Linked DNA regions of Homo sapiens: region 1 is linked to region 2. The links are chromatin loops, found by intact Hi-C in ENCODE. Cell type or tissue: PC-3. All regions are shown on one strand. Each heading gives the region's core, and the rest is flanking DNA. Links, peaks and the distances in the headings are about the cores only. Region 1 overlaps RUNX2 (RUNX family transcription factor 2). Region 2 has its middle 79 kb from the start of RUNX2-AS1.

Region 1 (15,924 bases), core at 2,205-10,204, 210 kb before region 2:
TTGGTTTTTAAAATGTAGCACCGCTAATACTTATCTCTTAAAGATATTTCCTGCTGATCTCAGCTGCTTTTCTCAGTTCTTGGAAAAACCATTTGCGTGTGTTTGTGTGCGTGTGTGTGTGTGTGTATGTGTGTGTGTATGTTTGTGTGTGTATATGTGTACATACACACAAGAGTTGATGCTCAAAAGTTGATGGCTGGGAGAGGAAAGAGGGAAGGATAGGTGCTCCCTGTTCTGAACGATATGACAATAAGTGAGAAGGCAGGGTAGCTTTGGAAAAGTCACTTCTGTTTCAAGTGTGCATAGCAGTACCTTATTTCAGAGAGGTTTTTGTCCAAATTAGTCAATAGACTAATTTATAAAGGCAGAGAATTGCCTTGTAAAGGCAGAGAAGTGCTCTGAAAGCAGTGAGAGTTAGGAGTAGAGGGGCCAGGTGGTATACGTGGGACCTGAGTTCAAGCTTTGTGTGGTGCCCAGGGTGGGCGGTGGAAGCAGATACAGATCTGCAAGTGGTAGGCCACCTGCCCTAGATAAGCCTGAGTAACATTTCTTATTAACTGAAAATATCGGTGAAAATGCGGGGTCATTTTCCTGACATCATAGGGTGACTTGACGAAGTCAGTGTCTGGAGAGAAGCATGGGTCTGCTTTGAGCGACAGCTGAATCCTATAACCTGGATTCTGTGCTGGATTATTTTTTTCCTCCCTGTTCTTGGCCATCCTGGGCATTGAATATTTGTAGCATAGCCCTCTTCTCAATATGGTTCTTTAATTTTGACACTCCCAGGTGTGGGAAATGCACAATATTTCCAATTTTCTTAAACAGTGAGTATAATAGGAGTTTGATTAGTTGGTGCATATAATGTTAAATGGGAGATCCTCTAGAACACAGACTGGCACACGTTTTCTACGGAGTGCCAGATAGCAAATCCTTTAGACTCTGTGGGCCGTATGGTGGTCTCTGTCACAACCACTCAACTCTGCCATTGTAGCTCAAAAGCAGCATAAGCAAATACATACATTCATGGTCATGGCTATACAGGTTGAGTATCCCTTATCCAAAATGCTTGGGACCAGAAGTGTTTCGGATTTCAATTTTTTTTTTTAATTTTTGGAATATTTGCGTATATAATGAGATACCTTGGTGATGAGACCCAAATCTAAACATGAAATTCATGTATGTTTCATATACACCTTATGCACACAGTTTGAAGATAATTTTATACAATATGTAAATAATTTCGTGGAAGAAACAAAGTTTGTGTTATGTACTTATGTGTGGAATTTTCTACTTGTGGCATCATATTGGTGCTCAAAACTTTCAGATTTTGGAGCATTTCGGATTTTCAGATTAAGGATACTCGATCTGTATTCCACTAAAATTTTACTTATAAAAATAATTGGTGGGCCAAGTTGTAGTTTGTCAACCCTTGCTTATTCAAAGTGGCTTATTTTATTGATCCTTAACAGAGAAGGGCTTTAGTAAAAGGCTTTCCTGGGGCAGTGTTGGGGCAGGGGGAGTGGAACAATTTATATGCAATTGTTTAGCCTCCTCTCCCCCAAATTATAATTCCTTAATTAGTGGTTATTAGTCATAAAAGTAGTATACTTCTGTTTATCACTTATAGTGGCTTGAAGTTGAGGATTTTGTACTATCGGTTCCTGTTGTTGGAATTTCACTCCTTCCTCTAAAGATCTGAATATATATTGAAAAGCCTGCTTCTGGTAGCTCAGCTGTTTGAACAAGGACAAATTCTGGGTTAACTGGTTGGGTCTTTATGTCGGACTGCTTGGATCGAAATCCCAACTCCATCATTTATTAACTGTATGGAGGCAGGCAAGTTACCTAACTTCTCTTTGCCTTGGTTTTCTCATCTTTTATGTGAGAATGATAATACCTTCCTCATCAGTTGCTGCAAGAATGTTAAATATTGTAATGTATGTAAAATGGGTAGCACAGTGACTGTCATGTAGTAAGTGTTCATTAAGTGTCAGCTATTATTACATCAATTTTCTTTAGTGTCAGACGTTGGCTGTAGAGTTTTGCTTATGGTATGCCTCTAGGAAACAGATAACATCTATAGATTCTGTTCTCTAGTATATTACTTTTTTCCCCCTGCAGATGACTTTACTAATTTTTGCTCATTAGTAAATGACACTAATAAGTATTATAAATTATGCCTGAGCAGATATTCATGCTCCTCAGGGAAAGCTGTGCAGAACTGATGATAAATTTAATTTGTTTGCAGCAAAGTCCAAGAGCAGATGCTATGGCACTAGTACCCCACTGTGAGGCCTTGCCTATCAACACATCTGCCAAGACTTGCTTTTCACTCAAAAATCCAAAAGGTTTCATCCTTCTATGTTTTCTGTCTCTGGCAGCTGAACCAGTGCTGTCACATCACAAACAACTTCTTTTCTTAATATACACATCTGGCGTTGGCAGTTGGACTAACTTCATAAGAGCACATGATCATCACTCATTACAAGATTAAAAAGTACCCTATGGCATCATTGATGTTTTTTAACTTTGATCTTTTGCAGTTGTGATTCATCTCGGTTATAAAACTTCCCTTTAAAGGAACATAGCCGATGACTTATTAGAACCTTCATCTTAAGTAGCGTAAACATGAAAATGGTACACATCTTTACAAAATGCCATTTATTTTCTTTGCCAGCTTATCATTTTAAGACATGACATCATACTTAAGATCCCAAATTTGTAAGTCTTGTGTTTAGGCAAGGCATTTTGACCTTCTGTTGGCAAGCTAGCTCTGAAGAACAACTGTCAGCCGGAGAAGTGGTGTAGCAGCAGCAGCAATAGTAATGCATTTAGATACCTAGCTCTTTGAAACATCGGTTTCTATTAGGATCCCTTGTTCCATCTGTGGACTTGGTTCCACCTCCAGTCTGATTTAAATAATTTCTACAGGAATGTGAAAACTTGGTTAGCAACATCATATTCTATAGAAGTGGTTCAGAGTTAGGGAAGAGGACTGATGGGAGAAGGTATTATTTGTTGTGCAGAGGATGGAAAAAGTAAATAAGCTTACATAGGATACTTTAAATTCTCTTGCTGTATTTTTTAGTTGTCTATTACTAAATAATAAACTACCCTCGAATATAACATCCAGTTTATTATTTCTTATGATTCTGTGGGTTGATTGGGGTTCATCTGGATGGTTTTTCTATTTGTCAGGCTTGGGGTCTATCATGTAGCTGCAATCAGATAGTGGCTGGTGCTGGAACATCCCACATGCTTCATTTATGTGTCTGATGCCTTGGTGGGATGGCTGCATGGTTGGGCTCAGCTGGAATGATGCAACAGCAGGCCCCACTGCATCTCTTTCCATATAATCCTGGATCCTCTTCCTCTCCACGTGGCCTCTCCATGTGGTCTTTCCCGCTGAGTCTGACTTCTCACATGGCGGCAGCTCAGGGCTCCCTAAGGTACAAAAGTGAGAGTTCTCAGGCCTTGCTTTTTTTTTTTTTTTTTTTTTTTTTTTTGAGATGAGGTCTTGCCCTGTCATCCAGGCTGGAGTACAGTGCCATGATCATAGCTAACTCCAACCTCAAACTCCTGGGCTCAAGTGATCCATCCTCTCACCTCAGCCTCCTGAGTAGCTGGGACTACAAGTAAGTGCCACTATACCTGGCTAATGTTTACATTTTTTGTAGAGATGGGGTCTCACTATGTTTCCTAGGCTGGTCTTGAACTCCTGGCCTCAAGTGATCCTCCTGCTTTGGCCTCCTGAGCAGCTGGAATTATAGGTGTGAGCCACTGCACCCAAGGATGTTGGGCCTTCTTAAGGATTAGGCTCAGAACTGGCATGGAATTGCTTCCTCTAGATTTGATTGGTTGAAGCAAGACACAGGTGCAGCCTGGATTTAAGGGAAAAAAACCACCAATGGTGTGAATGTTGGGGGATGTGGTTCATGACACCAATGTCATCAACTTACATAAGTGCTTAGCTGGCAGTTGTCATTGTCACAACAGGAAAAATAATTCTTTTCAAGGTGCCATCTTCTGAAAGGACTCTTGGCTTTTTCAATCTAGGGGACATTCAAAGAAAATACTCCAAATTTACTAGTCTAATCGTAGTGTCATTCTGAATTGAACAGATTTGGTAAATATCAGATGAATTAGTGGTGGGTATTCCCTTGTGGTGCTTGGTATTAGCAGATCACTACTCAAGTGAGAAGAACATTAGATGTTTGAACAAAAAGAAGTATGAGCCTTGCCCAGCAACATGACAAGTCTGTAGCAGAAATATCTTATGAATCCTCAGATGGTTAAGATTAGAGGTTTTTTTTCAATTTTTAAAATTTTTTTTCGAGATGGAGTGGCATGATCTTGATCTAGGCTCACTGCAACCTCCATCTTCCAGATTCAAGCAATTACCCTGCCTCAGCCTCCCAAATAGCTAGGATTACAGGTGTGTACCACCATGCCTGGCTAATTTTTATATTTTTAGTAGAGACGGGATTTTGCCATGTTGGCCGACTGATATCGACCTCCTGACCTCAGGTGATCTGCCCGCCTCGGCCTCCCAAAGTGCTGGGATTACAGGCGTGAGCCACTGCGCCTGGCCAAGATTAGAGGTTTTATACTTTGTATCATCCAACTTTGAAATTCTTGCTTGCTGGCACCTTGGCAAACCTACTGCCTGACACATGTGAGTGGGTTTCTAAAAATTTTTGTGTGTCGGGTCTCAGGTAGGTAAACCATATTTACTCTCAAGGAGAGACCAAAGCTGTGAATTGTGTACTTCCTGCCAGGGCACTGGCATTCACCACTGATCAGCCAGCCACCTGTCTCAACCTGGTGGGAAAAAGGAGAAGCTCTGCCTTTTTCCCTCCGGTGATCTAGCTCCTTTCTTGCAAGCTCAGAGTACATGGCTGCAACATTTCTCTGCTTGTCTTTGTGTGTAGCTTCAGTAAGGGTCTGGGGCTTAGGTTAGTGAGAGGTTATCTGGAAGTATAGGGTACTGTTGGTATTTCTAGGCTTGCCTTAGTATCCTGCTTCACTCAGCTTGTTAGGCTTAGGTCCTGCAGCTAAACTATTTTCTTTTCCTGTTTGCTTATTCTCAGTTGTGCCCAATTCATCAACAAATCTGTAATTGTTCAGAGAAGTTTTATTTCTCTGTATTTTTGAGGCATGTCCAATTGCAGAAGTTTTACCTTAACAAACTTGAGTGAACAGACTTAACGAAACAGGTGGTGTAGGCAAGACATCATCTCATTTTTCTCTTACGCTGTTCCACCTAGTTCTGGGACTGCTTTCCAGCCTGGTGAAGGGTGGAGAGAATGGAGGGGTTGACATTTTTCTCTTCCTCATTCCAGCTGATGTCAGCGGCAGCTCGCTTTTATCCTCCATTACTTTTCATCTTAGTTGGGTGAAGGAATAGACTTTTTATGCCAAAGGCTAGCCCATGACTTTTGCTTATTTACCAAAAGAGGATGCTTATTTTATTTTATTTTATTTCAGATGGAGTCTTGCTCTGTCTCCCAGGCTGGAGTGCAGTGGCGGGATCTCGGCTCACTGCAACCTCCACCTCCTGGGTTCAAGCGATTCTCCTGCCTCAGCCTCCTGAGTAGCTGGGATTACAAGTGTGTGCCACCACACCTGGCTAATTTTTTGTATTTTTAGTGGAGACGGGATTTCACCATGTTGGCCAGGCTGGTCTCAAACTCCTGACCTGGTGATTCACCCGCCTCAGCTTCCCAAAATGTTGGGATTATAGGTGTGAGCCACCGCGCCCGGCCCAGGAAGATGCTTATTTAGAGATTGGTCACATGTGAAATAAGGTGAGGGTACATGTAAAATATGTTGGATAGAGGGACAGCAGATGTATTTTTTAAGATTATTTGATTCTTCTGGACACAGTTCTTGCATTCACATTCTTGCAGTCTGTGAGGATGATTTGAAAAAACCTTGATAGCCTTTGTGCCATGCCCCAGATGCTGCAGGCCTGGGTTTTAGTCCTTAGCACAAAGCATTAGTAGAGAAGCCCTTAACTTCCTGACTTTCAGACTTCCCCTGGGTTCTTCACTGTCTCCGAAGTGCCCAAGGAATAGAATTTATGGGTAAATGCCATGTTTTGATATTTACAAGTTGGCAAATACAAGCAGCAATTTGATTGTCATAGATATTAATCACTTGGCTACCAGTATATAAAACATCGTTGAAAATCTTTAACTTAAGAGAATAATAACAGTAAGAAAACCCCACTGTTCTCTGTTTCCCTTTCTTCAAGAAGGATGAGGGGGGCGGGGGGATGGGTCAGAAGCGCTGGTGGAGGTTATGTCTGGTGGTTGGTGGAATGTGCTCTTGAGAAGACCAGTTTTAAATATCTTTCAGTCCTTTTTTTTTGTTGACTGGCTGTCAGGAGCTGGGAAGATAGCCAAGAAGGAAATGACACATCGAGAGGCATTTTGTGTTGTGCAACATTCTGTGGAACTGATGCAAGGATATATGGCCTGTTTACACATTCCTTCGCTCGCAGACTGCATGGCAGTAATTTAATTCAGCAGCACATGGCATGCTGCAGCAAGGAGCTATGGCATTAACATCCTTTCATGGCAAATTATCACAGCCGTTAAAACATGCTCGTGTCCCTCCTTTGCACTCTTCCCTGGCTTCCCAGCTCTGAATATGCGTTTTCATTGTATTGGACTTGTGTTAACAAGGTGCTGTAGCTTTCACAGCAAGAGCACAGTTTCCACATGCATATGTTCCAGTTGATATATTTACTTCTAACTAAATATAGCATGGCAAGTTTTCAAGTGATATGTGTTCTAAAAACACATACATGCTTGATCCAAATGTGTCAGTAGTTTGTATCTTAGTGTAAGTCAGAGATCATTCATTCTGAAAATAGTGTTAGGGACTTGACAGGGACTTGAGAGAAAGAGGTTCCCCTCCCCCCCTTTTTTTGTCTCTCTTTTTTTTTTTTTTAAATAATAATGACCTTTCGTTCTCAAGAAAGATAATTCCTGATAGATCACTGAAATATTCTGTTCACCTCTATTTTGTTTGTGCCATGGCAATTTCTTCAAGGAAGACTAGACCAGTGAATAGGACATACTTAAAAATAGCAGGGAAAAAAAAGATTTGTTGTATTGCTTTTCCCATTCATACCTGTCCATACCTAGCATTTTTATAGGATACATTTATGATGTCAACTAAAGAACATCTTTGGCCTTCACATAAAATCTCTAAAGTTTTTATTTAAGCAGGTATAAAAAATAATTAATTGCTCTTGTTTGTTCAAGTAATTTTGGAAATTAAGAAAAGGCATAAAAACCATTTAGGTCTAAAATATTAATTCAAGATCATATGTAACAGTTAAAATAAAAGACTGTGTTTGTAAGTAGCAAAGGAAGGGCTCCAGTTCTCATAATTTCTCTGCTACTGCACACTGGTGGTGAAAATCTATTTGTTGGAAGACCAAAACTCTTCATTAAAATTTAGGTTTAAGGCTTAAACCCAAGCACCCCTGGAAAAGGTAACTCAGACTTAAATTCTTATTAAGATAAAAACAAGTGACATAGAATCATTTTTTGGGAAGTAGGTTTTGGAAGATAGGGGAGGAGTGGTCAGTGAAATCCTGGGTACTAGAAAGTAAACAGTGAGTGGCAGTGTGCAGCAGGCAGGACCTTTGCCGGCCTTGAGGCCAGTGGTTGCCAACTTCAGGCATCACAGTTTTGCTGCAGGTCAACTGTAGCAATGAGCATTCCTGATGCTTTCCAGTTCTGATATACTCTTAAGAGTGCAAGATTTTGTTATTGAAAGGTGAGAGTTTTAGGGTTCTGTATTTCCATATCTCTCTCTTTTGCAAATGTTTTCCTTTCAGAGTATTCCTTTTCTGTTGTTCTAGATACATGCTAGCTTTCCTACTCTATTGGTTTGCAAGTTATCATTGAATGTGTTTCTTTTATTTTAGTATTATCTTTACCATTTTAATATGTATATTTGTCTTATTAAAATTAATCATGATCTCTGTCCATACAAGAACTTTAGCATTCTTTAAACTGCAGTCTCACCCCCTCTCTTCTAATGTCGTTATCTGATATTTTAGTAGATCCTTGTTTTATATTTCCTGGATTAGTCATTATCGGTGTTTAAAAAATGTTTATACTTGTATTTATCCATTATGTTTATTGATTCATTTGCTTATCATTCCTTCTTTCACCTTAGTTCTTCCTTTTAAGTTGAGTTTGCTTTTTTCTTGATGTAGATCCTTCAGTAATTCCTTCAATGAGAAACTGTTAGTGTGAAACTCTCAGAGAGTTTTTATTCCTGAAAATGTTAGCAGTTGTGTGTGTTAGCTGCTGCCAACATGCGGTGATGTGAGAGGCGTTCTGCTGAAAGCCTGTCTGCTTTGAGTGCCTGAGATCCACACTTCCAGTCATTCCTTTGTATTGAAACTTTCAGGTCATTATTATCAGGTTAGCTGGAGTAGTATTTAAGGAAATGGAACACAGGACAGATAATATTCATGAAAGATGGTGGAAGGGAAATGTTTCTAAGCTCCTGTCACTCTGGAGAACTCTGGAGAGGTCTAGGGTCAGTGAGTGGGGAGGAGGTCAGAGGGAATGTTCCTGCAGAGGAGAAAGCAAACGGGGAGGAAATTAAATCCCTTATTTTACACTTTTGCCATGGGCAGGCACTGAGTTGCTTTGGAACTTTTTATCCAAATTTATGTTAAAGAACTCCACCATTACACTTGCTCTGCAGAGGTCATGTGGCTGTTGCTCCCTGAGCAACCGGAGCAGGAATCCTTAGATATTGGTGTCCACACGTTTCTGTCATTTTGGTGAGAGTACAGGACTCAGAACCACAAGAGCTGTCTTTTGTAGGGTAAACGAATCAACGAATTAAGAAGAGGGAAGAAAATAATGTGTGGACTAGAGGAACATGGTTTAAAAGGGCCAGGAGACCACGATCTGGGGTGAGACTAGCTCTGGGCAAGGTGGATGGGGTGACTCCAGTGCTGGCTCGGTGTGTGTCTTCCTGGGGTTGTGCAGTAGTTGGCAGGTGGGGAAGACATCAGATGACACTGAAGCAAGCTGGTGCTTTCTGCCTTGCCGTGAACTCTCAGAATGCATATGCACCCTCCACAACATGCATTCTCATCTTCTCATTTACCTCCTTGGAGTTAAATTTTATGAGATACAATCTGGGTAAAAACGCTAGCATGTATTTTGGTTGCGGGGGATACTCAGGATGATTAATCTGGGCCTTATGCCTCCTTAGGATTGGCCCAGGAAATTATTAGTAGGCAAAGATGGGCCCTTCAAGGAGATGATGAAGGTACCAAATGCAGGTTGTTCTACAAGAAGTGAGGAGAAATATAGATGTGTAAAAAGAAGGGTGAGTGTGAAGTCTGGGTTACTAATTCTAGAGCTTTGGTTTCTGTTTCACCCCCTCACTGTTTACTCCAGCCTACAAAAACAAGTGACAATGTGTTTTCTACCATGAAGGCTATTTCAGAGTAGCTTAACAGGGAATTAATCTGTAAGGGTAGTTTGTGTTTAAGAGGTGGATTCCCTTATGGCTAAGGGGATTGGAGGACTCAGGAATTCTTCTTTTGAGACCTCATTGCCATCTTTGTGACCTTAAGCAAACCACTAAACTTTTCTCTACTTCTATTTCTTCATCTTTCAAATGGAAATAGACATGAAGGCAACTTCACAAAGTAGCTGGGAGTAACTCCTAAGGAATGATCATAAAGTACTTGGCACACATGAAGGGCAGCTTAAATACCAATTAGTAATTATGTAGCGCCTTTCTGCCAAGGAGTTCCAAATGCTTAGACATTACCTCAGTGATTCTCTGTACATCTCTCTGAGGGAGGCGTTATGCATTTTACACATAGGTAAACTGAGGCATGGACACCTGAGAACTCATTTGTCCTATGTTACTCTGCAAGTCAGCAGATGATTTATAGAGACAGGCAAGGATTCCAGATATTTTCCTGTTTATCCTGTTGCCGTTTGTCAAGTCTGTGTAAGTGTTGGGCCCAGGGGATTCTTGGTTGATGTGATGAAGCAGTGTTACATAAGAAGCATGCTTAATGCTGCAGTAGCATCGCTGAATAGTACAGAAGTCAAAGTTATAAGGCCTGGCACAGAGTGGGCATGCAGTTCATGGACATAGGCATGTTTGTTGAATGAGTATTGAATTCATTTTAACAGCTGAAAACACTGAATTTTGTGAGATGAAAATAATACATTGTATAACTTAACCTCAATAGAATCTTACTTTGAATACCAGTGAAATGAATTTAGTACTTAAAAAAAATTAACTTTAAAAAATTGCACAAGTGAAAAAATTGCACACTAGAAAATAAAAACTAATAATAACAAAGAAGAAGACAGAGATCACTCATAATTGCATCTCCCAAGATTACCACTACTAACATCGTGATGTGTATCTCCCAGATATTCTGTGATAGATAATGCTGGTACTGTTATGAAAGATAACAGAAGTTGGGGAAATAACATCAGGAAAATGATGGAATGCTACAGAATGGCATGACCACATTGAAGCTCAAAGGAGAGCGAATAACTGGAAATGAGGATAATTGCTGTAAGGAAAAGGAGCATGACAATAGAACCGACAATTGTTTCCAGTTAATGGCTGCCTCTGTGATGTGAAGGGCCTGTGCTGCCTGAATGATGTGGGACTAGATGGATCTGAGAAAGATCCGTTCCTCCCCCAACCCTGTCCCACCACTGAAAATACCATCTCCCTTTAAAATAGCTGACAGAGCCTTTTTTTTGGTGACAATTAGAGATGTGTTTTAAAATGTAAATATTTCCGGCATGGGAACATTTATTCATTCAAAAAATTACTTTTGAGTGCTTACTGTTAGCCAGGTGCCAGGCAGGCGTGATCCTCCCTTTGAGGAGCCTACATTCTGTAGAGAAAAAAGGCAAGAAACAAGTAAACAAACATTTCTCTATAATCACATCTAATTGCAAATTGTGATAAGTGCTGTAAAGGGAACTGATGTCATAGTAAAGAGTAATGGAGTGGGAGGGAACAGGATGGAACCTATTGAAGAGTGGTCCAAGGAAGGCCTGTCTGGGGAGATGACATCGGAGCACAGACCTAAAGGGTGAGAAGAAGCCAGTTTGAGGAAGAGTTGGGGGAAGAGACATCAAGGCAAAAGGTACATTGTGTGCAAACCTTGAACACAGTCAGTATCAGAATCTAATATCTAATTTTGCAAGGTGAGAGGGCATTAGCAATGCCTACATGGTTGGGAAGAGGTTGCAAAAAAAGTAGACTGGACTCACACACCCAAAAGTGGCTGTTTATAATTGTACCCAAGGCTGGTGTGGTGTAATTAGAGGAGCACAAAAGGACTCTTCATGTTCATCCCTCCTGGCCCCAAACCACTCTCTTATCATTCTCACCAGGTGCCTGAGATTCTTCTTCGAGTTAAGGCTTCGAGGACAGGATGTTCATAGATGTTATCTACAAAGGATAACACATTCTAAGCCATTTTTGGTGAACAACTTGGTTTAAATAAGTGAATCAAATCAGATTAGCTAGATACTTATTTTATAGCAGAGGACCACAAGACCCAAATTGGTAGGGAAAGCAGGTTGAGAAAGACCTTGAAGAGCTCTGGTGAGAAAAATCGAGTGGGAGGAGGTGGAGGGGGAATGGCTTGTCTGTAGCTGGGGCTCCGTAAGAATTCTGGGTCCCGAATAACATGTTTTCTTAGATGAAGAGCAATAGGAGTGGGCTTGTACTAAAAATAACCCAAACAAAGCTGTAGGCTACCTATATAAGTAGATTCTCTTAGGACTATGTATCATGCAGTAAAGCCTTGGCTTATGTGGACAATGAGAAGCAATCCCGAAGGTGATCTGGGTTTCAAAACATAAGAGCAACATGGAAAACTTCAGAATGTTTAGCGAAGAGCATTGATGATGATTAAAGGCTTGTAAAATTGAACCTATGAGGATAAGTTGAAAGACTTGGGATCGTTTAGCTTCAAGAAGAGGAGACTGAAAAATGACTTAATAACAGACTCAAAATTATGAGAGTTATTAAGCTATGTATGGTGACCAGCTGTTTTGTTTCTGGCAAGGTCAGAGAAAGAATAGGTTTCAAATGAATTAGGTTAGATTTAAAGAAGAACTTCTTGACTATAAGAATTGTTAAATAGTACAGGTTGCTGAAGGATGAGGGCTTGAATGGAGGGCTTTTCAAATACCTTCCATTTTAGTGATTCTCTGTGTGTTTATAAAGTGCAACAAAGTGCCACCTTTCTGCTTTCAAAATCAAAGGCATGATTTCTGTTTTCCATTATAATTCTGAAGCTCAGACTCGCAGAGGTTTGTGGACATAAATAATGAGGGTAATTTGTCTTGACTCTGTGGCCATTAGAATCTTTAATTGAGAAAAATATGACCAAAAAGAGAAACAGATCTGCCATATGATCAAAAAATTGTTACTGATAATCAGAATAGGTGCATTATTAATTTTGGACTGAGGGGGATAATGTTTTATTGTTAGAAAAACCCACGTTCATTTGATTTGTATATTCCAGATAGAAAAGGTAGGGGGCTTTATGAAATTGATTCATTTTTGTCTGTTCCTCCCTATGGGGAGAAATTAAAAACATTTCCAGGTGACACCAAAGTTCGTATAACCTGGAGCTTGAGTGATGCAATCCAAAAATCAACCTCAAGGAATTTATTGTCACAGGGAAGGAAACAGAGAGGAAATAGGCAGGATTTATTTCTGAAAACAGAAACCTTCATGCATTTAAAGACTGGCAGAGAAGTGAAGTTGAGCAGAGCAAGTCTGAGAAAGGCTGGCTGAACACACCATTCCTTTCAGCTTTGGAGCTGGAGCTGCAGGAAAGAAAGAGCCCTGTTTTCAGGGTTAACTTTTCTTGGAGAAGCCAAGCATCAGAGTTTGTATTTTTAAGTTTATTTTTTAATTCATTCTTTTGCTTATTAAATACCTGTCTGAGCAACTTTTGTAATAATTAATTAGTACACCTGCACATGGTTTGCTTTAAGCACTCACTGATAGCTCATTGATGAAACGATGAGAAACAAAGCATGTACACACACACACAGACACACACATGCACACGAGCACAGTGTTTTAGATGAGTTCTTGTTTTGAACTAAGTGCATACAATTTTCTCTAAGGGAAAAAAATAATCAAGAGACCAAAGAAACAGACTTCGAAACAGGTGACACAACAAGGAAGAAGGCTGAGTGGGTGTGGTGCCAGGCTAGGGGAAAGGAAAAATACTCAGAAAGCCTATTTTTCTTTCCTCCCAAAATAACTTGGGCTCCATGGCTCATTAAGAACATTTAGACCCTTAGCCACTACACTTTACCCTTCCAAAGCACCATCACTGGTGGAGAACCACCCACAGTTGAAGATGGGTCAGAAGTCACAACTTGCTTTCTTCCACTGCCCTCCTTTCTTCATTGTCCATGACATTTTCTTAGTGGTCCTTGGCACTTCTGATGTCCTTCTTATGATTTTTACATTTGGGTCTCCCCCACCCCTCCCCCCAAGATGATTTATTTTCAAACCTCTTCTAAAGATTTGTAAAAGCTACAGCTGTCTCTTCATGGGAAAAGCCAACCTAAAGGGGATTAGTGGCCCTCCTTTTTTGCTGTGAGGCCACAGGATTGATAGTGGGAAGGAAAATCAGCTGGAGAGAGGTTTGGTTTCCTCCTGTTGTTTATCTTTATAAAAAAGAACGCTCTTCTCAAACACGTTGCTATAGGAAAGGTCTCTTCATTACCTATGTGGGGACAGTGGAGGGCCAGTTCCATATTTTCTGCAGTAACTGAGGCTGGCTCTGTTTTCCTGAGGAATAAGCTGTGAAACTGAGGATATACTAGGTTATCTGAAGCAACAGAACACCCACTGGTATACCCACAAAAAGTGTTTGATTATCTGTTCTCCCCTGAGGACTTTACTTAAGACTTATAAACCAGTCTCCCTTTCCTTAAGAGGTACTGTGATAGAGACAGAGTGAGAGCTTTCAGTGGTCAGGGCTTTCTAGAAGGCTGGACACATGGCCATGATAATGCCTAAAGCACAATCAAGAAGGATGGAGGCTTTTATGAAGGTCTTGAGATTCAAAGGGAACAAAAGTGGATGGTTTGGAGAGTGTGTCAGTGAAGGTCCTGTGCTTTGATCATGTCTCAGGAGATTCCCCACATTGACTCTCTTTGGGTATTTATGAAAGTCTACATTGTTGGCACAGATCTGATATAGCAAGGAAATTTGCTGGGGCCAGGGATCCAAGAGTTTTTGGATTGTATAATTAGGAAAGCACTGATGGTCCAAAACGCAGGATGAACATTCATTTTATTTTTTACAGAACATATTTTTGTCCCCTTTCTGTATATTATATATTGGTTCTATATTTTGTGAGACCTGGTGCAGCAGTTCCTTGGTAGAGCCAAATAGCCTGAATGAAGAGAAGGAGAGATGCCTCTTCCTTTGCTTTCATTCTAGATTGTGTTGGAGCTATGCTGAGGATGGTGAATAGAGAAACTGATTGTAGTTAATTTGTCACCTCGTAGCCCAGTGGTAGCATTTGAATGGAAGTAAGTTAATGGAAAAGGACTTTGCAAGACATACCAGCCCCAACCACTCATTCTTGCTGAGGGTCAACCCACTGTCAGATATAGGTGGAGAAGCCCTTCTGTGGTATGGAGGCACCATTTCTTTATTCTCTTGTTAGGAAAACTGAAATATAAATAAATAAAAATTTGCAACTGAATTGGAAAAAATCTGACACTGAAGGATGAAATGTAGCTTTCGTAGCATGAGATTTGTGGCACAAACTGACCAGAGGAAGGAAATCTGATGATCTAGATAGATGCCTTTGGTTATTACCACTTTTGCTAAATGCCTCTCTGCTAAGAACTCAACAGGATGAGTCATCTCTTAGCTGTAAACAAAAACTTTTATGGGGAAGGGAGAAATCCTTGTGTTTGAAGGAATAGGTGGCATTTCCGGCTAATTTATAAATGTCTCCTTTCATTCCTTTCTAAATTGGGACAAATTGCTCCAAAAAGTCTATCAGAAGATTATGTATGTATGTAGGTATTTATCTATGTATGTGTGTGTGTATGTACTTTTGTTACAGCAATGAGGTCCTCCAGCTGAACCATAGCTGAGTTCTATTCCTACTTCTATTCCTGGTGCTATTTGGTCAGTTCTTAGAATGGATTTTGATAGTTTTCACTTCAGGAAAACACAGTCTCAGGCCGGGCATGCTGGCTCATGCCTGTAATCCCAGTACTTTGGGAGGCTGAGGCAGGTGGATCACTTGAGGTCAGGAGTTCGAGACCAGCCTTGCCAACATAGTGAAACCCCGTCTCTACTAAAAATATAAAAATTTGCTGGGCATGGTGGCAGGCGACTGTAGTCCCAACTACTTAGGAGGTTGAGGCAGGAGAATCGCTTGAACCTGGGAGGTGGAGGCTGCAGTGAGCCGAGATCGTGCCATTGCACTCCAGCCTGGGCGACAGTGAGACTTTGGGAAGAAAAAAAAGAAAAGAAAACATAGTCTCACCGTTCTCCTCCACATAAATGTGGCCAGGCTGTTGGAAAGCTCGTGGTTTAGAAATTATTTAAAACAACTGCGTTAGAAAATATTATTTGTACAATAGCATCTTAAATCCCAAGACCTCTATACAACTTACAAAGTAACTGTAGAAATTCAGGGAAATTCTTCTTTTTTAAGTTTTATTTCATTTTTAATTGACAAATAATTATATTCCAGTAAAATTCTAATGTTGATATTTAGATGCTTTTGTTCTTGGTGAGCTTGGTAATTAAAAGAAGGTAATTTTAGGAAAGAAAATCAGCTTTAATAACGTATCCATATTGTTTATTTCTACGTTAATTGAGCAA
Region 2 (15,924 bases), core at 3,178-11,177:
ACATATGACAACTAAGCAGAATTCCACTCTATAATAACATTTTTTTCTCATATAACTTCTTTAATCCAAGGATCTTAAAACACTTCACAAATTTGCAACAATTAAACCTCATGGCATAGCTGTGGGAAAGAGTGTTGTTTTGCTCATTTTATGTGTAAGTGAGCTACAGCCCAGAGCGTTTGAAAGAAAATGTTTCCAGAGCCCGCCAATGAAAGTGGCCTGGGTCTGGGTCTCACAGAAAGCCTGGGCTCCACTGCGTACATCCAGGGAACTTCTGCTTCAGGGGAAGCTCTGCTTCCAGGAAGCCTCTCCCAGCGGCCTGCACCTCAACAGGCAGACAGCAGATGGTAGAAAACGGTCAGCTGGGAGAAGGAAAGGCTCTGCTGGCTTACAACAAATAAATAAGCAAATGAACAAATAAAGAAATAATAAAAATATATAATAAAATATAATGTATAATAAACATTTTTAAATAAAAATATAAAAGTTATAGTTCACTAAAATTTTATTCTTCTTTGCCTCATTTTGTTCTCCTTTTGCTGTTATATGTATGTGAAAAAGCAGCCATTCAGAATTTTTTTTCCCATAATGAGAAGGAAACTGGGAGCTGTCTTTTTCCGGGGTGGTGAGACCATGGGCCTGTGTGCTTGCATGTGAGAGGACAGGGGAAGTGAGGAAAGGGGAGAAAAGCCTGTGGAGAAGAGGACAGTTGCCTTCTTCATCTCAGTTGAAAGAGCCCTGGAAAATATTGATCTCACTTTTCCCTCAGAATGGTAGAAAGTATGAGAACTCTGTTGTGGCCTCAGGAACCAGGTCTGGCAGGTGGTACAACGTGCCAGGCTGGCAGCTGCGATGGGGAGAGTGGATAGTTTGACCCCAGCACAGCCAGGGACAGCAGAGCAGCCCACCTGCCCTACCACCTCCATCTGTTACTTGGACAGTTGATACCAGCACACAGGAAAGGCTGAGAGGAGAAACAGGGCCTCTCTCCTCAGCAAGCTTTTCCTTCAAGTTGAGATTTTCCTTCCCAAGTTATGCTTTCCACAACTAAGGATGCCTTGACCCTTCCTGAGGGTCTTGGGCTAGAAGGAGATAAAGGGCCTAAGGGGTCGGAGGTGCTGTGTCCTATTTTCCTCAATGCCTGAAACTCACTTGATGTCTTTGCCCCTCAGTTTCTGCATTTGAAAGACAGGAATAAAGATATTCACCTCTAAATTCTCAAGGATATTAGAAAGTCTTTTCTTTTTCTTTCTTTCTTTCTTTCTCTTTCTTTTCTTTCTTCTTTCTTTCTTTTTCTTTCTTCTTTCTCTTCCTTCCTTCCTTCTTTCTTTCATCTTTCTTTCCCTCCCACCCTCTCTCTTCTTTCTTTCTTTCCTTCTCTTTCTCTCTTTCTTTTCCTCTTTCTTTCCTTCCTTCCTTTCTTCCTTTGAGACAGAGTGTTGCTCTGTTGCCCAGGCTGCAGTGCAATGCCATGATCTCGGCTCACTGCAACCTCTGCCTCCCGGGTTCAAGCAATTCTCCTGCCTCAGCCTCCCAAGTAGCTGAGATTACATCTGCCTGCCACCACACCCGGTGAATTTTTTTTGTATTTTTAGTAGAGTCGGGGTTTCACCATATTGGTCAGGCTCGTCTCGAACTCCTGACCTCAGGTAATCAGCCCACCTTGGCCTCCCAAAGTGCTGGGATTGCAGGTGTGAGTCTATGCTACATTCATAAAAGACGTTCATCTTCTTCGGCCCAAAGAGCTGAAGCTAGTGAACCTCAACGATGGTGATACCAACAATTCCTTGCTACAATCTAACAGTTTGCAAAGTGCTTCCCAGAATCTGCTCCCATTAACCCGGGTTGAGGCAAAGCTTCACAGATATTTAACAGTCTCATGGTAGCACTCCATTTGTTTTAACTCAAAGATCTATCGAAGGATGTCATTGATTTTTATTGAGCTTCTCCCCCAAACTCTTAGGGGTAATTCTAAACTATCACTAGCAGAAACTGATCATGGCTGGACTCCACTGGCCAGGATAGCCAGTTCTGGTAGTCAGAACTCGCACATGAAATTGTAATGAATCTACTTCGTTTGAGTATTTCAGATGGGTTGTCAACATCAATAAAATTGCATAGATAGTTCTACCTACCTGGCAGCCCAGTTCACCTGGGCCTCTCAGAGGGTGTGTTAGGGTCTCGGATCTTGTCATTGTGAATCTGGGCAATGCTTCTCCTTTCTTCTCCATTCCTCTCCTCATCACCCCCTCCTCCGGTTTTCTAAATGCCCAAAATATAAAGAGCAATGGAACCATACAAGAGAGCTTAATTTTGAAAGGAGGTGAGCTGCATAAACAGGGATCTTTGTGTAGTTCTGGAGAATATTAATAGTCTGATCAAGTTTGTTGTAAATATATTTCCCTTATCTCCTCTAACTTGGGGACTGTACAGAGGGAGAGTCAGGGAGAGGGAGGGGGCCTTCTGGATTTTTGCCCAGGGTTACTCAGCAGGGACATGGTTTTCCTAAAGTTCCAGAAGGGAGGGGAGGCCACTGCAAGCTCCACCATGTGTCCCAGTATATCATGTTGACTCATGACTAGATCTTGAGAAAAACTCACAGAAGTCAGGAAATTCCTGGCAAATGCTCTCATCTCACCCTCTGCTAACCTTGCAGGGAGAGCATAGGTAGGGTCAGATCGGAGGATGTTTTTAAAAGGAAAAATCAAAGCATGTCTGTAGCTTCTGCATGCCTGTAGTGGGACAAAGAGTCCTAACAGGCCTGGCTGAAGATGCAGAAGCAGCTTCAAGCCCCAGTGACCAGGGACAGCCAGCACTGGTATGTTTCTTCGTTCTAGATTTTTATTTCTGCAAAAGATTTTCCCCCTCTCCTTGGCGTTGTTTCCCCATGGGGAGTAGCATCTTTCTTTTTGAGCAAAGCCAAATGACCAAGGCACCACCCCCACCCCCTTCAATGGACAGGGCCAAATTTAGAGTTGGGGTTGCTCATTTAAGCTTTGTATGTAATTGAGCCTGGCACAAAGGGTTATCATTAGAAGGAATGGCATGAAATGAAGGAATGGAAAAGCTCAGACCCAAATTAGAAAAGATGTCCTGAGGGAGAGACACAGTGGCAAGGCTGGGAGCTCTGGTCTCAGAGGAATTCTTAGGAGAAAGGACTGGGCATTAAAAGTGCCTGGATGGGACAACTAGGGAACTGAATATGGCCCTGCCATCTCTTGGGATTATTTGCTTCTAAGTGCAAGGGCATGGTGGTAAGAGGTGGCAACAGACACCAGAGGCATCAATTGTTAAGAGCCAGCGTCTGCTCCCAGGGCACCATGGAATGCTGAAATAGGATTATCCTCTTACCAGATGTTTACCAAGTGTGTCCAGGGCTGGGCAGTGTTACTTTATTCCCCAAGCAAATGGAAGGTGCTAGAGGACTCAGCCAGTTCCGCTGACTTACTGAACATCCTTGTCGGAAACCTTGCTGCCTATTGCTTTGGGGAATGGAGCCATCACCTCCCTCCTCTCCAGATGGGGTGTCCTACTGCTTGGTTGCTCAGTGTGGGTTGGGGACTTGGCAAGGGAACACCATGGAACAAACCAAGGAGGCTTTTTCTCTGAGGTGCCTGTCCCGGCTGACACATCTGTCACCCTTGGCTCCCCCCGGAAGTCCTGGAGCTTGATGGTGTGAAGAGGGCCCAAGTGAACTCCATACGGCTGGGCGCAGCTTGCCCGTTCACCCTGCAGGATCAGTCCTCCTGCCTGCCTATCCTAGCTGTCCCCCCGTCCTCCTGGTTGACTCACGTGGGAGCTGGCAGCAGGGGGCTGCAGTCGTTCCCTCCGCTCCTCGCCAGACTGTCTCTGCTCCCCACATTAATGGTGGTGTCCTAGCTCCATGTGACCCCGGCTTCTAATATTCTTGGGTTAGTTCAGACTATACAGCTGGCCCAACTCTAGGCTTCCTAGCCTTGTTAAAGCCAAAATGCTGTCTTTTACTACCCTGCTCTTTCCATCAAGTTCTTCAAGCAACCCGAGTTTTAGAAGCTAGATGACTCTTTTGGTGAGCTCTTCCTCTGGGGGTAGGGAGCCTGGGTTTCAGTAGGGCCTGGACTGGGCTACATCATTGTTATTTTTTTTTAATGGTAGTTTTAGAAAAGAAGGTTCAAAGGTGAGTGACCCTCCAGGAGGAAGGATTAAGTGGGTTGACTTGGGAGCCATTCAACCCAGGAGGCATTGCTAAGGAACATAATCTATTTTGCATTTCGTTTCATGAGCCAAAGTCAGTTATGGCATAGGAATAGCTTTCTCATGCTGTCTCTCCCTTTCTCCATTCTACAAAAATATTCATGCCAAATAATATGCAAGTTGTATAAACATCCCTTCAAAAAGCACATAAAGATATTATATATAGTCACATATGTCTCCTTCCAAATGGGTGTGTTCCTAGAGATGCATAGAGATATCTTTCACACCCTATATGTAAAAAACAGCCAATTTAAGAATTGGCAGAACAGCCTTGCCTAAGTGAGTAGAAAACTTTGGCTCAGGGCTCTCCAAACAATCCCATAAAACCCATGCTTGCTTTTATTGAATGGTGATGCATGAAAGACCAAGGGTGGCCAACTTGAATGAGGGCAGGAGCCAGCGTTCACAGGATTGTCATAAAGGGTGGCAGGAAAGTTTCTTTTTGCTGAAATTCAATCTATTCCTAGAAAAAAAAAATTGCTTCCAATACTGGCTGGCTGGATGTCACTCTTATGTTCACTTCTGCTGCAACATCATTTGAGCTCATCAATGTTCAAGATGTTACTTTTACATTTGGTCTTCTCGCCTCCAGCCTCATCCCATCCATTTCAGCCTCCACTCCACTGGCTGCCAAAGTAATCTTTTTAAAAGGCAAATCAAATCTATTACTTTCCTACTTAAAACCCTTTGGTGGCTCCCCGTTGCCTGCTAAAGTTCAAATTCCTTAGCTTGGTAGACAAACTCCCTCAACCTTCTGTCCTCCGTTACCCTTTAAGCCATTCCATGAAGTCCCCCAGCCCCATGGACGCTCCACTCCAGCCATTTCAGACGGCCTTTGAGGCCACAGTCTTCCAAGCCTCATGCATTTGCACATGCAATTTCCTCCACTGGCATATTCCCTGGGGATATGAGTGGAACAGTGATAGCATCTGTGGTCAGAGCAAGGGGGACAGGAAGATGATGTGGTAGAGTGGAGGGTGGCACTTTTAACTAGGGTGGCCAGAAAAGCACACTTGAGAAGGTGACTTTGAGTGAAGGCTGACGGAGATGAGGGAGACAGCCTGCAGATATCTGAGGGAAGAGCATTTCAGGCAGCAGGAACAGCAAGTGTAAAGGCACTGAGGTGGGAATGTGCTTGGTGCCTTCAAGGAATAGTTGGAGTAGGGTGAGCAATAAAGGGATGAGGTGTCTGGAAGTTGGGTGAGGACCATGGAGCTCTTGACCCAAACACTTGCCAGTGTTGCCAGTGGGAATGAGTGACCTGAGCCAGAAGGTTGGCTGTGAAATGCTTGGAGGTTGCAACACTTTGCTTATAATGCAGATGAGTGTAAGAGTGGTTCTGAAAGTGTCAGGCTCTAGACTTTACTTTCTCCCAACCTGCATCCACACAGTCTCAACAAAGCCATTTTACTAGAATTTGACACCCTGATGACTAAAAAACCAGACATCTTTGAGGAGGCATTAATGTTTAGTTAGAGTCCAGGACTGGGTAAGTAATCCTCATCCTCAGGAGCCTCCGGGGTGCTTAACCCATACCTGATCTATCATGTTCTCCATAGCAATTTATTTTATCAGCTCTTCCCATTCCCATTTTATAAACATTTATGGTAATGCCATATATAGATCTTTCAAGTGCTTGGACAAAATTGTGAATTAAGGTGTCAAACTTCTCCTCCACCTTTTTATTGTGGTAAAGTATACACAACATGAAATTTACTATTTTAACCATTTTTAAGTACATAGTTCTGTGGCATTAAGTACATTCACACAGTTGGGCAACCATCACCAGAACTTCATCCTTCCCAACAGAAGCTCTGTATCCTTTAAGCACTAACTCCCCCTCATTTTGCTTTCTGTCTCTATCAATTTGACCACTCCAGGAACTTCATACAAAAGAAATCATACAATGTTTTGTGTACTGGCCTTTGTGACTGGCTTATTTCACTTGGCAGAGGTCTCCAAGTTTATCCATCTTGTAGCATATATCAAAATTTCCTTCCTTTTTAAAGCTGAACAATATTCCATTGTATGTTTGTGCCACATTTTGTTTATTCTTTCATTCATGGATAGGCACTTGGGTTGCTTCCACCTTTTGACTCTCGTGAATAATATTGTTATGAACATGGGTGTACAGGTATCTGCTCTCACTTCTTTCTCTTCCCTTCTTTAAAGGTAGTCTTTGAGCAGAAGCACCTCTTGGCTGCTTGAATCCATCTGGATGGCTGCCCTTCTCCCTTGTCTTGACTTGGCTTTATTATCAATTGATGATGAAGTCTGTTTCTGATGAGCTCAACCCTCAGCCACCAGAAAATTAGGCTCTGAATGATATATACAGAAATAAATGTGTGATGACTTTTCTAATGTCACTCCTTGGGAAATCACTAGCACTGCTAGAAACAGAGACTAGGGATTTCCCCAGGGCTGGGCCTTCTCATTCTCAGATGGTGGCCCCTTAGGGGTCAAAGCCACAGAAGATGGCCAGTATTCTGCCTGGGAGAGTCAGTGGGCACCTCCCAGCCAGGGCTCCTGGACATCTCTTCGGAGATCCTGGTCCATTGGCTGCAGCAGAGCCTGGATGAAGCCAAGGCCGTGGTTTCAGCTGCCCCTGGGCCAACCCTCCTGACTCAGTGGCTATAGACTGCATTGCTACTCTCAGGCAGCTGACCTAAACAGCACTTGGACTTGAACAAACAAAATGAAAATTGTAAAAGAAATTTATAATAGAAAAAAATCACATGTTTTCAAAATAGAGGATGCCCAAATATGAGAGAGAATGGAATGAACTGAACAAACATGGGTGTTGGAATCAGCCAGATATAGATCAAGACATGGGTCTTATCAGCCATGGGGTTTGTGCAAGCCATCCAAATTCTGTGAGCCTCAGCTTCCCCATTTACAAATGGATATAGGGTCATTAAATGAAAAAAAAATAAAAAACATGAAACTTGCTTTTATTGAGCAGACCTTATTGCATATTAGAATCACCTGGAGAACTTTTAAAACCTAGGATGTCTGGGTATGACTCCTAGAGATACTGATTTAATTGGTCAGGGGCACCGATAGTGTTTATAAAACTCCCCAGGTGATTTTAATGTGCAGTCAAGGTGGCATATAACTGGCCTAGAGTGTAGCAGACCCTCCTCAAATATTAGCTTTCCTCAGTCCTCCTCCCATGCCTGCAAAAACTCTAGAAAGCACATGCCCTCCCTCACATGGAATAGCCTTGGCATCAGCTGCCTTGGTTCATATCACAGCTCTGTGCCAGTGACCAGGGTTCCTAACATAGCCGAGCCTCAATTTCCTCAATGGTAAGATGGGATTGATGACAGAAACCACTTCTAGTTTTCTGTGAAGATTAGAAGAGATAACGCATGGCTTGGAGTTAGAGAGTACACAATAAATGTCAGCTCTTATTGTGAGCATGGTCAGTGTCAAGTCAAGAATCCCATCATTTCCACTGCAGCCAGCCCTTCTCACCCCCTCCCTCCCCAAACCCCAAAGCAGAGAAACCAACCCTCCTGTTCCCTGCAGAGGGCTGGTCAGTTCCAGCTCTCCTGCTGAGCCATGTTCCTAGGAGATGCCTGGTGAGAACTTGGGATCAGATTGAGTCAGAGGTATTTGTAGACTTGACTCACCAGGTCTTAAAACCAGAAGATTGCCCTGTGGGTCTCATGACATTCCTGGAAAATAAAAGAAGTGAATATTATTGGGCTGAGTTCATCAGACACTCAGCCCTCCCTTTTGTATGCCGGTGCTTCTGAAGAGAGCAGGCAGCAACTTAGCCAAGTCTGAACCATCAAAGGCAATGGCCTGGTTGCAGTGCAGGGAGATGTTGCTTCTCCTGAAGACAGGTCTGTTCCTCTTTCCATTCCTCTTCTCTTCCAGTCCCCCAAGGCTATCGACTTTCTCCTCCTTCCAGGTTCCTGGGAAAATGTTTCTGAGGGCTGCCTCTGGTGAGGTGTGTCAGAGCTGAGCTATTTTCGAGGGCTGGGTGTGGGCTGGGAAGGGGCCACCCATATTCCAAAGAATAAGAAAGGGAAAGTTCCCCTTCTGGAGCCAGGATTTCTGGAACCTTGCACTGAAGCCCCAGCCAGGTAGGGGACCCATTTCTCTGAGGCCTTCTTTCCCCACACTGCGTCACATCCCTAACAATAGTAAGTCCTGTTGTTTCCACATCCCAACTATCTCTAGAATCTACTTCTCTGTATCTCCAGAGCCACAACCCTAGCAAAAGCCACTGCCATTTTATAATTTCTCACCTGCAACTGCAACCTCCTGTTTCTACTGTTTCTATTCTCTCTACCCTTGTCTTCCCAACCTGCCACCGGCAGGCAGGTAAAATTTTCAAAATATAAAACTGATCATGACACATACACGCATATGCACATTTAAGCTTAATACTCTTTCAAAGCTTCACATTGCTCTTGGGATAAAGGCAAAACCTCTAACAAGTCTGACAAGGTCATGTAGATCAAGATTTGGTTTGGCTATGAGTGACAGAAAACCCAAGTTAATAGGGGTTTGAATAGATAAGGTTTTCTTTTCTATGTGAAGAGTCTGCATTTCAACCAGTGAGGATTGGCACAGCAACTCCTTAAAGTGATGGGGGACTCAGACTACTTGAGTTATCTGCTCTGTCATCCTTAGTATGCAGTTTTCACTTCACAATCCAAGAGGGCTGCTTGAGCTCCAGCCATTGCAACCAAATCTCAGCTCACAGGAAGGAGGAATTGCACACAGCACTTCTACTTGCATCCTTCTGTGCAGAATTTAGTCACATGGCTACAGGTAGCTGAAAGAGAGGCTGGAAAATGTAATAATATTTTTTTCCAAGTGGCCATAGCCCACCAAAAATGGAGGAAGAAGGGGAGAATAGATATTGAGTGATAACTGGCAGTGTAAATCATATAGTACTCCTCTCCTGAGCATCATTATACCTCATGCCTTCTTCCCTTGGCTCTCTCCACTCCAGACACACTGGCTTTCTCCAGATGTTCCACACATTTGCAATACTCCCTCCTGCCATAGGCCCTTGCTCATGCTTCAGTGTTCTCTCCTCCCTCCTACTTAATTACTAATCCTTCAGAACTCCACTCAAGCAGAGTTCCCTCAAAGAACCTTCCAGAGGTCAGATCCTCATATTTAGAAGGGATTTTTTATCCTCCTCTTGTATGTTTAGCTTATAACATGTAGATTCTGTCACTGTTGCAATCACACATTTGTTTTGTATGACTATTTTCTGCACATCATCTGTCCCATGATGAGGACAGAATTTAGGCTTGGTTTTGTGCACTATGGAGCATCCTGCCTGGCACACAGTAGGTGCTCAATAAGTATTTCTTGAATGAATCAATGAATAAATTTAGATATTACCTAAAATGTATTAAAGGGGGACCAAGAATTAGGCAAAGGGTTTTCCTGGGGCAAGTCATAGGGAGTGGCTGAGAGGGGTTGGGAGATGCATTCTAAATAGTCCATCCAAATCTAGTAGGCTTTAGGTGTGGCAGAGAAAGTGTTGACCTGGAACTCAGAAGACCTGTTTTCTGATCTCAGCTCAGCCATCAACAGCTGGGCCACTGCCTAGAGACAGAAATGGTCAGATGTTGGGTATATTTTGAAGGTAGAGTTGACAACAATTGCTGACAGATTGGATGTGGGAATTGAGGGAAAGAGAAGGGTCAAGGATTAGTCCTGGGTGTTTGGCTGAACACACAGAAGGCCATTTATGGAGAAGGGGAAGACAGTGAAAGGAATAGCTTTTAAGGAGAGGGTCTGAAACTCTTATTTGCAAATGAGCCACATGTTCCCATAGCCAGATGCACACTTCAACTCTTCCACAGAGGAAGCCTAAGCCCCAGGCTGGGGGGTGTCAGTGGTGGAGAATACTAAATGGATGTAAAAAAAGTTAACTGAACCCCACCCCATCCCCCCAGAAAATGCCCAAACAACTGGACTTTCAAGGTGCATAGTTACCAGCCAAGTTATTCAGCTTAACTCAGCAACAAGATTGAAGAGAAAGTGGTCAGAAGACCTTGATACTAGGCTTGGTAGGAAGCAGTCACTTTGGGCTCAAAAGTCAGTGATGAGGGAAGGCATATCCATGCATAGTCACTGCAGAAATCTTTGAAAATTAAGAAAATTACAATCCCAGTACATGCCTCACATGCCTAACATCACCATGTATTTTCTCCCAATCTTTATTGTACACATTTTCCTGTAAGCAGTGGCACTCATCTGAATAATGTGATTTGGCAATTTCCCTTTCTCACTAAACATTATCATACATGTTTCTAAGTTGCTTTCTAAACAGGCTGTACTGATCTACTCAACTAGAATCAGTATATTAGAATGCTTCTCTCCTGGCAATCTTGTTCACAATGAGCGTTAGCAAAAGAATACTTTGACAATTTTATAAGTGAGAAATAGTAATTCATTATTATTTTAATTTGCAGGTTTAAAAAAATTTCTAGAGAGCCTGAACACTTCTCAAATGCTTGTTAGTTACATTTTTTTTTCAAGTGACCTTTGCAAAGATATTTCTAGACGTGGAAGGAACCAGAATAACCAATATTTAGTTAAATCCCACTTCCTTCACCTCAAGAAGCAGCATCTCTCCCTTCAAAAACCAACCATATGTATGAGGGGGATGGGGGTGGCAAAGCAGAGAGAAAGAAGTGCTGTGGTAGAAAGTTTGCACTCAACTGCTGCGTGGCAATGGCTCACCGCCAGCCTCTAGTCCACCTTCTTGTGAATGAGGGTGAAAGCTTTATAAGCAAATCAGTGCTAACTATAGCTGGTGGATGTCTGCTGTGCAGCTCTTTTGGATTTCCGCCCTAATCTGATCTGCCATCTGGGTTTTGATATGCACAGAGAGGCAGTCTGTTTTGGTGAGATCTACACCCCGTGTGCTCTCCCACTGACTCTGTGGGAGGACAGAGAGTCCACAGCCCGATCTGCTCCTTCAGGTAGGGACTCTGCCTGGTTTGGCTGTGTCTTAGAATATAGTGTAGCACCTGGCACACAGTAGGTTCTTATACATATTTGTTCTGTGACTGAGTGATCAGGATCCTGAAGGGATAACTAGGAGAGAGGAGACGCTGTTCTCTCTGTTCTCACTTCTATTCTCAGCTGTGTCACTAAACAGTAAGTCACTTTCTCTCACTGGCCTCTACTTCCTCGTTTTAAGCAATTAATCCAAAACGGCAGCAAAGATTTCTTCTAACTCTGAAATTGTGTGAAAACTTTTAACCCATCTTTGCTTTAGTTTCTTCATCTATGAAATAGGCAGGATGAAAATGTCAATCTCCTATGAGGGTACCCGATAAAATACAGGATGCACAGTTAAATTTGAATATCAGATAAACAAGAAACACATTTTTTCAAAGTATAAATATGTACCCAATATTGCATAGGTTCGATAAATAACTGGAGTGCTGGATGACCAAACAACATGCAGCTGGATCTGTTTATTGCATTTAGAGTTGTGTTTCTAGACTATGATGATTACATGGTGTTCAATCAACAAGTATTTATTAAGAATCTACTATACTCCAGGCACTGTTGAGGCCCTGGTGATACAGCAGAGAATGAAATAAGCAATGTCCCTGTTTTCACTGGGCTTAAATTCTAGCTAACAAAAGGTTCACAAAATGTCATGTAGTCTTCATGCTCAGAAGGCTAGCAAAGCAGGCTAAGGGCCAGAGACCATGTGGAGGGCTGAGAAAGGGAGTTAAGGAGGCTGAGGAACCCAACTCTGTGCACCTGAAAGCCCCCAACCTCCACACAGACCTGTGTTTGTACAGCAAGACTGTGATATTATTTTGTAGCAATCCCCAAAGCTGCATAAAAATGTCATTGATTCAAAAAGCTCGTGCACCAAATTTGGGATAAAATGAGCAGTAGCTTGGATGGAAGAGACCTATAAATCATTTAGCCAATTTTAGCTGAGCTAGGGCTGCAACCAACTTTCCTGACAGCCAGGAGAAAGTTCTGGGAGGTGATGTGGCTTGTGAAAAAGTGATTCTGATTTTCAGTTCTGTTTACCAGTGTGGTTGGGTTAAGTCTTGACAACTTTTGTACATGTTTTAAAGTTTTAGCTGAAACAACAGTGAAGCATTTTTCTTTGAGACATTTTTACCCTCACTGAGCCAGTGCTCTTTGGTTCAAGGTTTTGCTGGGGCCTATTAAGTGAATGGCTGTAGAGGTCTTCTTTTCTTCTCTTCTCTTCTCTTCTCTTCTCTTCTCTTCTCTTCTCTTCTCTTCTCTTCTGTTCTCTTCTCTTCTCTTCTCTTTTCTCTTTTCAGATGGAATCTCGCCGTGTTACCCAGGTTGGAGTGCAGTGGCGCGATCTCAGCTCACTGCAACCTCCGCCTCCCGGGTTCAAGAGATTCTCCTGCCTCAGCCTCCGAGTAGCTGGCATCACAGGTGCTTGCCACCATACCCAGCTAATTTTTGTATTTTTAGTAGAGACAGGGTTTCACCATGTTGGCCAGGCTGGTCTCGAACTCCTGACCTCATAATCCGCCTGCCTCGGCCTCCCAAAGTGCTGGGATTACAGACGTGAGCCACCGCGCCCAGCCGAGGTCACCTTTCTTATACCTCTGGTAGCCCAGAGAAATCTCAGCATCATTGCTATCACCACCTTTATGATGGCATTAGGTCTCTAGGTTGCTTCTACCCTAGAATATTCTGTGTGCTTGCCTCTATTTCATTTTACACATTAGACTTCTATTTGGTTTAATATAGAGATTTTATTGTCTGCTACGAGAATTGGATATGTGAAGCTCATTAACATTTCTCAAGTAAAACTAGAGAAAACAGTTTGTGGAGTTTCTTTTTTATCATTTTCAATTCATAGTGGTTGGGTTCTTAGAACTAGCCATGATTCTTGGTTTATAAAAGAAAATAATCACAGACACCTGGGGATATATAGCTTTGGTGGGGGAGAGGCAGTTCTGTGAAAGTCAACAGCAGAAAGTACCCATGAGCTTTTTGTTTGTGAGACAGGGTCTCACCCTATTGCCCAGGCTGGAGCATAGTCATGTGATCATGGCTCACTGCAGCCTCAACCTCCTAGGCTCAAGTAATGCTCCCACCTCACTTCCTGAGTGGCTGGGACTATGGGCACATGCCACCAAGTTTTTTGTAGAGATGGGGTTTCACCATGTTGCCCAGGCTGGGCTCAAACTCCTGGACTCAAGCAATCTATCTGTCTTGGCTTCCCAAAGTGCTGGGCTTGCAGGCCTGCACCACCATGCCTGGCCCCATGAACTTTTTCCATCAGAGAAGCTCTTAGGCACATTGCTGGCTTCTCCTCAAATGCTGTCACCCAAGGAATAATTGCCTTTCTGATCCCCTCAGACACAATTCCCACACAAACTGGACATCTGAACATCTGGGGCCTGTGAGCTCTGTGAGAACGTTGTTGGACACTGGAGTCGGGAGGGATGAGGGACCAACCTCTCCCCAGATGACTAGGGCTTCTCTGAATCTGAGCCAGACACCAGATGAAGGAACAGCTCACCCATGACGAGGGTGAGAGCACACATGTTCACAGGCAGCGGGGGATATGTTTACTCACTGACTCTTTCATCAGGTCATCCTCCCCAAGATAATAAGCTGAGGTACTCGAGCAAGTTCTGCCTTTGAAAAGCTTGGAATCCCCAAAGGGCGGGGCACCAGGGTGGGCACTCAAACGGACAATGCAGAAAGCCAAGCGCAGACGGTTCTAGCTGGAACCGGGAGAGAAGCCTCCAAACCTGGCTCCAGTAAAACTCAGAAATGTTTCCAGGGTGAGCATGGACCATCTCCCCAAAGGCGGTGACCAGGGTGGCTGAGATAGCTCAGTTAAGGTAGCTCGCATTCATGTGGCTCCTTTGATCTGAGGTTGGTAAACCTTGTTACCATATCCAGTCACAAAGAGCTGCCACCTGCTTTCTACCTGGAAGCTCAAGGGATTAGGGGAGAACTAACAAAAGTCGGTCTGTAAAGTGCTTCCAGATTTTTAAGTGCGTCCACTGTGAACTTAGATCAATGCTTCAAGCTGCAGACTTTTGAAGGCAGAATGATCTGTTCTGAAGGGTCCCAGAGGCTATTGGCCCCAACCTTCTTATATAAATGGGAGGATGTAACCAAGTCTCCAAGGAGGGATGGGGCTTGCCCGAGGTCCCATGGCATTTTCTGGCAGAGCAAGAATCAGCACTAAGGTCTCCTGGCTCCCGGCCCTGAACTCTTTCTCCTCCACCCTGAGAGCCTCGCTCTGCTGGGGAGGTGGAGGGTCATCTGTTTAACACAGTTCTGTTTTTGGCAATCTTGGGGAAGGCCCTTCTTGTCATAGTCTTCAGGGCTGTCCTTGGCAAGATTGCCTCCAAATAAGCTGCAGCATGGTCCCCTGCCTGGACGTCCATCTCTGTCTTCACACCCGTGCCACCTTTCGAGACCAAGTGGAGAGCTAGGTCAGGATGCCTTCTTGGACTTGCTGATCTTCTCTGCCCCTGAGTACCTAGGCTCTGTACCACACCCTCTTCACTTTGTTCTCCAGTCATTAACTGCTCATATAACCCTCTTTTCCTTACTGAACTGCAAGCTCTGATGGGTAGGAAATACATTTCCACCTTCTCATTCGTTTAAGCACCTAGCATGGAGCTGGGCATAGAGTTGGCGCACAATAAATGCTGATGAGCATGCATGCCTGAGTGACTCTCTGGTTTCTTCCTTGACAGATTCAGAGCCCAGTACCTTGGACTCCCAGTCTTCGACCACCTTGTTCCTCTCCTCGGAGGAGCCAGGCCCCTCCACCGCCGCCCTGCCATCTCCCTCCTCCTCTTCCTGCGAGCCTCAGGCCTTTTCCCCAGGTCCGCCAGCGCTGCCTCCGCTGTTGCCTCCGCTCCCCGCAGCCTCGGCGCCCCCAGGCCCCGGCGCCTCCCGGCGCACAGGCCGCTACTCAGTCGTCGCCTCCTCCCCGGAGGCCGCCCCGCGTCTGGTCGACTGGCTCCCCGGTTGCCCTTCGACCATCTCTCCCAGCACACGCGGGGATGACAAGGAGCGGCCGCCGCCCGTCCTGGCACCGGCCGAGGGCCCGGAAAGGAGCCGCGCCCCGCGCCCCAGCACTGCGGGCAGGGAGGAGGGCACCGTGGACGCGGGTACATCCCCGCCGCCCCGAGCCCGGCCCGCCGCTGCGGCGAGCTTGGAGGCCCACGTCGGGGACATCCTGGTGGAGCTGCGGACCATGAACGGCCACCTGGACAGCATAGCGCGGGCCCTCACCAAACTGGCTTCGTCCCTGGGGCCCCAGCCTGAGCCCCTGCCAGATGTTTCGGATGCCAACTAATGGAGCTCGGCGAGGCTGGGCCGCCCCGGGGCCGAGGGATCGCTTGCACCAGGCATCCCTGCCTGTCCCTCCCCAGCAGCGAAGCGCGCCCAGCGGAGGAGCGGTTGCTCTGCGCAGCTGCCTAGCGGAAAGCACGGCCCTAGCGTTTCAGCGTGAAACAGACCCGGTTGCGCCTCACACCCTCCTCCTCCGCTCTCTCACGGCGGCCCCTGCCCCGGCTTCCTGGCCCTTCACATGCCCTTCTCTTGTCTTGAGCGTCTAGCAGAAAAAGTGCCTGGAAACGGCGGTGGCACCCTGCGAAGGATGCTTAGAGAAACACTCTTTCACATCCCATTCCTGCGACTTCCGCGTGGCGTGGAGGG

Evidence for each region. Peaks named below come from ENCODE experiments on the same cell type or tissue, not always from the same donor. Only the 100,000 strongest peaks of a DNase experiment are listed, where the experiment ranks them.
Region 1: it touches region 2 in a loop (2.3-fold over the local background); 4 of 110 quality-filtered maps call a loop at or near these places.

What each region holds. Positions count from the first base shown.
Region 1 is chr6:45,439,559-45,455,482 of GRCh38, forward strand. All of the region lies in intron 5 of RUNX2 (RUNX family transcription factor 2), which reads left to right. Among named protein-coding and RNA genes, the nearest start is that of SUPT3H, 70 kb to the left of the region's middle. RefSeq lists an enhancer at 6,390-6,891. In PC-3, for the core only: no CTCF peak of the experiment used is centred there; a DNase peak (open chromatin) is centred at 6,423; H3K4me3 peaks cover 906 bases; H3K27ac peaks cover 2,995 bases.
Region 2 is chr6:45,648,161-45,664,084 of GRCh38, forward strand. No RefSeq gene overlaps it. Among named protein-coding and RNA genes, the nearest start is that of RUNX2-AS1, 79 kb to the left of the region's middle. RefSeq lists an enhancer at 7,536-8,735. In PC-3, for the core only: no CTCF peak of the experiment used is centred there; a DNase peak (open chromatin) is centred at 7,891; H3K4me3 peaks cover 669 bases; H3K27ac peaks cover 6,300 bases.